Regions from separate parts of the Homo sapiens genome. Here region 2 is linked to region 1. Evidence: chromatin contacts called from ENCODE Hi-C data. All regions are on one chromosome and are shown on one strand. Each heading gives the region's core, a stretch centred on a gene start or an enhancer-like site at or near the end of the contact. The rest is flanking DNA. Distances are from core to core; before and after follow the strand shown.

The links. A loop is a pair of places that touch in the nucleus more often than their neighbours do. Pooled maps may share reads with other maps.
Region 2: a map with no recorded cell type shows a loop between it and region 1 (9-fold over the local background). The contact joins the promoter of GFRA1 here to the promoter of MIR3663HG in region 1. A Hi-C loop is called at or near these places in 5 of 37 single-sample maps with no recorded cell type and 4 of 50 pooled maps.

Annotation. Positions count from the first base shown.
Region 1 is chr10:117,166,649-117,170,607 of GRCh38, forward strand. MIR3663HG (MIR3663 host gene) reads right to left here and starts at 2,407. Exons shown (of 3, transcript NR_121651.1): 1 at 2,212-2,407. MIR3663 (microRNA 3663) reads right to left here and starts at 1,126; the gene lies at 1,030-1,126.
Region 2 is chr10:116,271,604-116,276,109 of GRCh38, forward strand. GFRA1 (GDNF family receptor alpha 1) reads right to left here and starts at 1,603. Exons shown (of 11, transcript NM_005264.8): 1 at 1,560-1,603; 2 at 387-672. The coding sequence starts at 426. LOC107984273 (a long non-coding RNA gene) reads left to right here and starts at 2,406. Exons shown (of 2, transcript XR_001747598.2): 1 at 2,406-4,506. RefSeq lists an enhancer at 1,768-2,605 and a silencer at 1,814-2,108.

The DNA.
Region 1 (3,959 bases), core at 1,157-3,656:
CTGTCGTGGGCACAGGGTCCTCGACCCCAGGACGTGCGTGGCCTTTCCCACCCCAACCGGATGGTTTGTCCCAGGCTTTGAGACTGAGCTTGATAGAGAGGTAGGAAGGAAGCGGCGCCAGCTCCGGAGCCAGAGTGGGTTGGAGTCCCAGCTTGGCCACCCTCTAGCTGTGTGACCTTGAGTGAGTTACTTCGCCTCTCTGAGCACCAGTTTCTTTGTTTTTTTTTTTTTCAGGAATGGTGTGAGGATTGAGGTAATGTCCTTAGGATGCCCACATGTGTTCAGTCAAGGTCGGTCGTGATGGTTGCCGGCGTCCGCTGCAGGAAAGGCCCCCAGGAATCAGCTTGTAGGGTGGGCGCCAGCCGGTACTGCACAGGGGCATCGCGGCCTCCGGTTTTAGAAGGGGCAGAAACAGCGCAGTGTCCTCAGCCCTGAGGGCTGAGTGTTGGAGGTCCCGACGCTCCTGGGTTCTCTTCTGCCCGGGTGCAGACTACAGCAGGTGCGCAGGGCTTCGCACACCTCTGCTGTGGGAAGTGAGTCATCTTCGCTTATGATTGCATCTGGCCAGGCCAGCTACGAGAACACTGGGCCTCACAGCTGCCACGTATCCAGCCTTAACCTGTGCCAGGCACTGTGCTAAGAGCTATGCACCCACAATCCCACTTCTTCACAACAGCCTCGACCGAAGTAGATGTTTAAGTTTTTAAATTTCCATTTTACAGAGCAGGAAACAGACTCAGAGAGGTTAACTTCCCCCAAGATCACACAGCTGGTAAGTTGGAGAGCGGGGACTTGAACTGAATCTTCCTTGGAGGCCAAGCTCTGAACCACTAAGTTGGGTGGCATTAGAGAGCCAAGCTCTCGCCCTTCGGTTTCCATTCACGCTACCCTCTCTGAGCCGCAATTCTCTCTCCTGCGTTGGCACTGGCAGAAGTTGAGACACGCTCCCAGGAATCGCGGGCCGTGGCGCGTACTTCCACGCACCCCAGCTAGTTCCAGAGACTCAGCTTGTTCTGAGATCCTCTTGTCGAGCCCCCTTGGTCCCGGCGCCCGGCCTGTGTGGTGCTCAGATCAGACTTATCCACCCGAGCACCACGCAGACCAGCGCCTGGACCAAGGTCCCGGGAAGGAAGCCCTCCTCCCCTTCTCCTGTGGCTTAGCTCAGCGATCAGGGAGGAGCCAGTTAAGAAGTCACAGTCGAAGCCATGACTGCTGTGTCCCGGGGAGGCAGTGGAAGGCGAGGAGCACGGAGCGGGGATACCGCCGGACAACCCCTCCCCGCCGCCCCGTCGGCGTCCTCGCTGCGCAGGGGCTCCCTTGCTGCCCCAATCTAAAAGGAAGCCGTCGCGGCCCAGGGCACGGTAACTAAAAGGCCGTCGGGGAGGGAGACGGGAATGAGTGGGCTTGGACTTGAGGTTTCCGAGCCAGCTGCTCCCTAGAGCCGTTCCTGAGCTCGTCAGCCAGCACGTATTTAATGAATGGCCACTGGGTGCTAGGCCTTGCACGCAACCCTTTCGTCCTCCCCCGGGGCTGAGCCGAGGGTGACCCAACACTAGTCGGAACGAGCCTGGAGACATGGCGCCGGGGCTGCGCTCTGCAGGCCTGGCCTGGTCGCTCTCCACGCACCCCTCTCTCTGTAGCTGCCGCCCCGCCCGGCTCTGCCTGTGGGCGCCCCCTGGCGGCAGGAAGCCGAGCGCGCACCACGCCCTCGGGGCTCCATCCCCACTCACCCCGGCGCCTCTAGCCGCTCCACCCGCACCCCCAGTTCGCGCTGCGGCGGCCAGCCTCTTCCCCGACGGCCGACCGAATGTCCCTCAGAGCTTTCCGTGACCGGCCAGGGCGCGTGGCTGTCCGGAGCCCCTCCACGTTCCCCAGCAGCAGGCCCGGCTCTCTCTGATCAGCGAGCGCGGATGCCGGTCTCCTCCCTCCCTCTGCCGGGCTCCAGCCCGACGCCAGGCCGCTGGGGGCAAGCGCTGTGCTTTGGAAGAGGAGAAAAGCCCCAAATAAACAAAAACCCAAAGCCCATTCAAGTTCAGGGGTGGAGAACTGTTGGCATCTGAATTTTAAAAAGATCGCCGGGACTCCCAACCACCACCAAACACCCTCTTGTCCACCCCCCCCCGCCCCCGACACCATCCCACCCCACACACCCCACGCCCGCGTCCCGTGAACCGAACCGCCAATGCGCCGCAACCTTCTCGGCAGTCACACCTGTGTCCCCGATGCCATCTGCCCACGTCTGTGTGTGAAGCAAACCCCGCTGGCAGACGGGATGGAGAGAGATGGCTCCTCCAAACCAGAATTAGGAGGAAAACCCCGCTGAGGGCGTTTCAAAAACCCAACAGGCGAGCGGGGAAACCTGCATTGTCAGACCTGCTGGGCCCTGAGTTCTAGCCCCATGCACCGCGCCGAGCTAATTCTCCCGGCGACTCTCTGAGGGGTTATTACCACGTAATAATTGATGAGGACACTAAGGGCTAAGAGGAGTCAATTAACTTGTCCCTAGTTACAGAGTTGGAAGTCAGGGATGGATCTTAACTGGTGGGGCTGTTCCGAGGGCCTGTGAGAGACTGGGTTTCAGCCCAGAGCCCAACACAGCGCCGGTAGAGAAAGTATCGGGTACATTTTTGCCTGCTAATCCGGCGGTAGGAAGTCAATTACATCTTTGATGACTCAGATTTTTGAAACAGCCCCATACAACTTCCAATTACGGGGGCAAATATAATTGTGAAAGTCTATGGGATTTGGAGATGAAGGAGTAGGCCATCAAAACATAACCCAGAACTTAACTTGTTTTGGAAAAAAACATTTTATGGAAAATTTCCAACATATAGGAAAGAAAAGAGAATATTATAGTGAACTCCCATGCACCTGTCCCCAACCTCCAAATAACGAAGGCAAATCTATTTTATGGTCAATCTATTTCCTCCCCTCCTTCCCACGGACTCTGCCTCCCCAGCTGTCAAAACCTACACACACACTGCTTCCCCTATTCACACAGATTATTTGGAAGTAAAACCTGGACCTTGCCACACTTAATCTGCAAGCATTTCAGCATGTACTGTCAAGAGATGACCACATTACCAAAACTACAATAGCATCAACACAACCACAATACCAAGATATACCCACAAACTTCACATTCCTAAACACCCTGGAGTATCCAGCTGGCTGAAGCTTTATTTTAACCACAATTCCTGGCTAGAGCTTGGTTTTCACTGAGTTTCAGCTCTAGGGCCAGAATGACCTGGGTTTGGATCTTGATTTTTTTTTTTCTTTTCACTTATTAGCTGAATGACTCGGGGGCATGACTTACCTTCTCTCTGAGTGTCAGTTTAGTGCAATCTCACATGGTTGTTACAAAGATAAAAAAACAAAACAATGCATGTAAAGAGTTTGGCATAAGCCAGGGAATAGTATCTGTTATTTCTCCTAAAGCTGGACTTCGGTGAGATTTTAGCTAACGAAGGCTTGAAAATTAGGTTTGAGTTGGGGCATCAGAAGTTTTCACGTTGCATGGAGGGTAAGACTAGAGCCAGGGATGCACCACCACACCCAGTGATCATTCATGAGTTCACCCCTCCCAGGATTAACAACTGAACTCTCAGTGATGTCTTATCTTATAAGGCTCTAGTCTTATCCTCCATGCAATGTGAAACCTTTTCAGGTTCTCCAAGGATCCTCCTAGGTCCGACAGTCATCGTGGGCTTTTCTTGGGGGCAGTGCTGGTCTTTCTCCCCTGTATTCCTGCCTCTAGCATGCGGCTGGGCACACGGGGTCAGTGCTGTCTGCTGAAAGAATGGTTGATGACATCATCCCATCACGTGGCCTTTGCATAGCCAATTCCTTCTGCCTGAGACATTTATGCCTTTTCCCTTAGCTTAATTAACCCTCTCTGAATGGGTCAAATTCCCCTGGCATATGCTCTCAGAGGACCTCAGTGCACTTTCTCTTCAGAG
Region 2 (4,506 bases), core at 353-2,852, 900 kb before region 1:
ACTCGGGAAAAACTTTTCTCTTCCAAGTTTGCTCTCCCGGCCCCAATGCTCCCCAACTCCACCTGCCCGCCGCGGCTCCGCGAGCTCCCAGAGACTCTCTGGGGGTGCAGGGCCCTGGGCTGGAGGGCTTCTTAGTCCCCCGCCAAGTTGGGTCATTAAAAACCACAGGAAATCAAAACCAAGCCCGAAAAGCTTCAGGCAGCGCCGCGCCGCCACCGCCTCCCTAACCCGGGGATTCGCGATCCCATTCCCCAAAAAGACACTTCTTCCTTCCACATCCACCACACCCGCGCCCCAATTTTGGTGCGGAGGGCGGGGTGGGCTGCTGCAAGCGACCCTAGGAAAGACTCAGAGGGTAAGAAAGCCCGCGGCGGGCCTCGACTTACCCAAGAGCGGCAGCGCGAAGTACAGGGTCGCCAGGAACATGGTGCCGGCGCGGGGCTGGTCCCCGCCCCCCCAAAAAAATCCCGAGCCGCCGCTGGGTCTTGCCGAGGGAGCTCAGCGTGCAGCGATCCCCGGACAGCTGTGCTGCTCTGGCCGCCCAAAGTTCAGCTCCATCCAGTGAAAGAGGAAACTCCGGGTCTGGCAGCAGCCACCGCCGCCGGCGACTCAGCTCCGGGATGGCGAGGGCGGGAGGCGGTTCCGCTTTTAGGGGTTCAGGTCCGACCCAACCTGGAAGGGAGGGCGCGCTTTGAGATGAGAGCGGAGAGCGCCGGAGACTCCCCCCACAGAACCCTCTCCCCTCCCCCGTTCCCGCCTTTGGGGAATTTCCAACACCGGGGTGAGGACCCACCCCCACCCAGGTCGGGGTGCATGTGCGTGTTTTCCAGGGGCCGCTGACACGGGGATGGAGGTGAGGGCTGGAGAGGTCTGAAGAGGGTTCCTAAAGTCCAAGGGGGTGTCTGTTGGGTTCAACCCGAGACGCTGAACGCAAGCAAATAAATAAATAAACGGTACTTTCCGAGCGTCGCGAGCGGAGCCTGCAGCTGCCTGGAGTCCGAGCCCTCGGTGGCGGCGGCGGCAGCTCCCTAGCCAGCCCTGGCGCCGAAAGAGCCCCTTCTCCCGGGAAGTTGGCCTCCCCCTCCTCGCGTCAGCCAGCGAGCTCGCTCAGCCGCCGGCCCTCCCCACTCCGATCGCCAATCCCTAGCCCCAGTCGCCGCCCTCCTTCTCCCCGGGACTCGTCTCCCTCCAGAGGCCGCCAAGCCAGGGGGAACCGATGTCCCGACTGGGGCTGAAACCCGGTTCCTGCGCCCCTACCCCCTACCCGCCGCGCGTCCTCGGCTCCCTCCTGGGCGTCCGCTCCTCTCACACTCTCGCCCGGTGCCCAGGACTCGGGCGCTTCCGCACCCCAGCCCAGGGCGAGCGCGCCGGCCCGCAGTCCCGGCGTGCCCCGGCAGGTGCAGCCCGGCGCCACGAGCGCCCCCCGGGCCCTAAAGTTGGGAGACGCCAGCAAAAAGAAAGGGGTGGCCGGAGGAGGGGGGAAGAAGGAGTGGGGAAGAGGGACGGGAAGCGGCAATGGGTTCCCAAACAGAACGAAAAAAACTCCAAATGCCACCAACCTGGACTCAACCGACCGCGTCCAGCTGCGGCGAGGAGCCAGTTTGTTTATTTACTTATTTATTCTTTCAGGGCAATGGTGTCCCCGCCCCCTCCTTCCCTTTCCGGGCTCACTTTATCTGCGCTAGGAAAAGAAAAAAAAGAAAAAAAAATAGATGCGGTAATCTTCGAGAGCTCGAAGGGCCGAGTTGGGCCAGGACGATTTCCGAGCAGAGCCCTCGGCTCGGATGCTCGTTAGGGATGTTAGTGGTTATTGGAAGCGGCGCGGAGAATGGCGTGTTCCGAGGCCAGATTTCTTCTGGCCAGAGGACCCTCGGCCTGCTCCTGTTCCCGCCGCTCCGCAGCTCCAGCTCCCTCCTAAGCTCGCCCGCCAGGCAGCCGCAGCTGCACACGCCCGCTTGCGGTGGGACCCGCGGCCGGACCCGTACTCGCGCACAGGACACGCAGTGTTCTGCAGCCGGCCGCGGGTGCTGCCAGACACACACACTCTCTCTCTCTCTCTCTCTCTCTGTCTCTCTCTCTCTCTCTCTCTCTCACACACACACACAGACACACACACACACATACACGGGCACAAGGGCTCTTTCTTCTTAGGGCAATCGAGCCAGACCCTTCTTCGGAACACAAAGTTTTCCCCCACGTCACTAGTGGCTGTGATTCAAGACTTGGTGCTTTCAAGACACACTCAGACCCAGGACGCTGGAGCGGCGATCCTGGGATGCGCCCATCCGTTCGTCCACGCCAGCGCGTGCACACTCACACTCACACGCACACATGCACACGCAGTCTCTACCTCTCTCCTGGAGCTCCGACAAGGAGACAAAAGCGGAGCCCCCAGCCCACTGCATTTAAACCCGGCCAGACCTGGCTTTAGAAAATTTATAAGCTGACCTCCATTTTGGCTGTTTCGAGAGTAAATTAACAACAACAAAAAAAGCCTAACATGTACACAGCCCTTCGCCCCAACCCCTGGGACCGCTGGTTCCCAGTCGTGCTGCTCACCCCCCGCCCCCCACGCCTGACACACGCTCCCCTTCCCGCACGCCGGGGGGCGCCCGGGGCACCGAAGTCTACACTGGGTCGGGAGACCGGTCTAGGAGCCAGCCGGCAGTGCTCGGGATCTTTGCTGATGTCCAAGTTCATCTCTCGGGGAGACCGAGTTTGAATCAAATCTGCGTGCGCCCAGCTGTCAAATCTGCAAACCTATCACGCCAGACAATGGGCCGCCGCGGAGGACAGACAAGAATGGCTCATTTTGATCGAGGGGGGTAAATTGAAAAGGGCACGGGCTTTGGTTGAAGTTTGAGGCCCGGGTGTCAGGGCGGGGAGAAGAAGAGGAGGAAGGAGGAGGGTTGGGCCGCTCTCCATTCAACCACACATCAGCCAGGCGCGCCCCTCGGCTGCAGCGGCTGCTTGCAGGCGGGCTGCATATTGTGTGGAGTCGCCAAAGAGGGTCTGCGCCTCGGGGCGCGCCCCAAACCCGGGGGACATCCTACGGATCCGCACTTCTCTTGTGCTGTACGCGTGTTCCTCCAGGGTAAGTATGAGGAGACGGACGCCCTCATCAGACACCCCTCCTCCAACACACACACACCCATAGCCACATCATTCAGGGATACTCTAGTTCAGTGTATCAGTTTACACTTGGTTGTTGAGTAAACAAAGCAAACATATGTCACATTTTCGCGACAGATGGTTCAAACCAAGGGCTACTTAAGTTCTCTCTCTCTAACAGTCTAAGTTACAGGCTGAACTAAGCAGAAATGTAATTAAGTCATCTGATCAGTTTCTTCGACTTAAAATGTTTTCCCATATTTTCACAAACAAGCCAGATAAATCCTGGGGATGTGGTTTCAAGGAAAGGAGGGCTGAATATGAACTAAGACTTTGTGTGAAGACTCCGTTTCTCCCCGGTCACCCCAAACAGAAAATCCTCTTTCATTGTTCCATTTCGTAAGTGGAGGAGAATGTCTTCTTTTGGAAAATCAGTAATTGGAATTTCAATTTTCAATAGAGGGACTAGTGCTTACCGGTGCTGATTACTTGGGATAGTTGGATTACAATGAGGTTTAAGACATCATCCACATCTTTTGTAAATGTTCTTTGTTTAGAAATGACTTCATGTTACCCTATATATTCCACGGAATTCTTTTGAATCAAATTTTAACAGGGTGGGGGAAGGGTGAACTAAAAGCTCTCCCAGTGTAGAATATGGGACTTCTTTTTAAAATACAGATGATCTCCAACTTATGATGCTTCTACTTATATTTTTAGACTTTACCATGGTGCAAAAGCCATATACATTCAGTAGAAACTGTATTTTGACTATGGACCATACAATCATTCTATTTTTCACTGTCAGGTTAGTATTGAATAAGTTTCATGAGATAGTCAACACTTTACTATAAAATAGCTTTGTGTTAGATAATTTTCCCCAACTGCCGGCTAATGTAAGTGTTTTGAGCATGTTTAAGGTAGGCTAGGCTAGGCTGTGATGCTTGGTAGTTTAAGTGTATTAAATGCATTTTCAACCTATGATGTTCTCAACTTTTGATGAGTTTATCAGAGCATAAGCCTCATTGGAAGTCAAGGATCATCTGTATTTTTAGCTTCAATAATGTATTTCTGAACCATTCACTCACACTTGTCCTTATTAAGTTTGTGCTGCTGATGAATACAGAGCTTTGTTTTTAAAAAGGTAACAATAAACCCCCAGAGGCTGTAACTGTGTTGTCCAATACAATAGTCACTAGCCATGTGGCTATGTCAATGAAATTAATTAAAATTAAATAAAAGAAAAATGCAGTTCCTCAGTAGCATTAACCATATTTCAAGTGCTCAATAGCTACATGTGGCTGGTGGCTACCATATTGGACAACACAGATATAGATCATTTCCATCATTGCAGCAAGCTCTACTGGACAGCACTACCCTATAATGTTGGTGTGG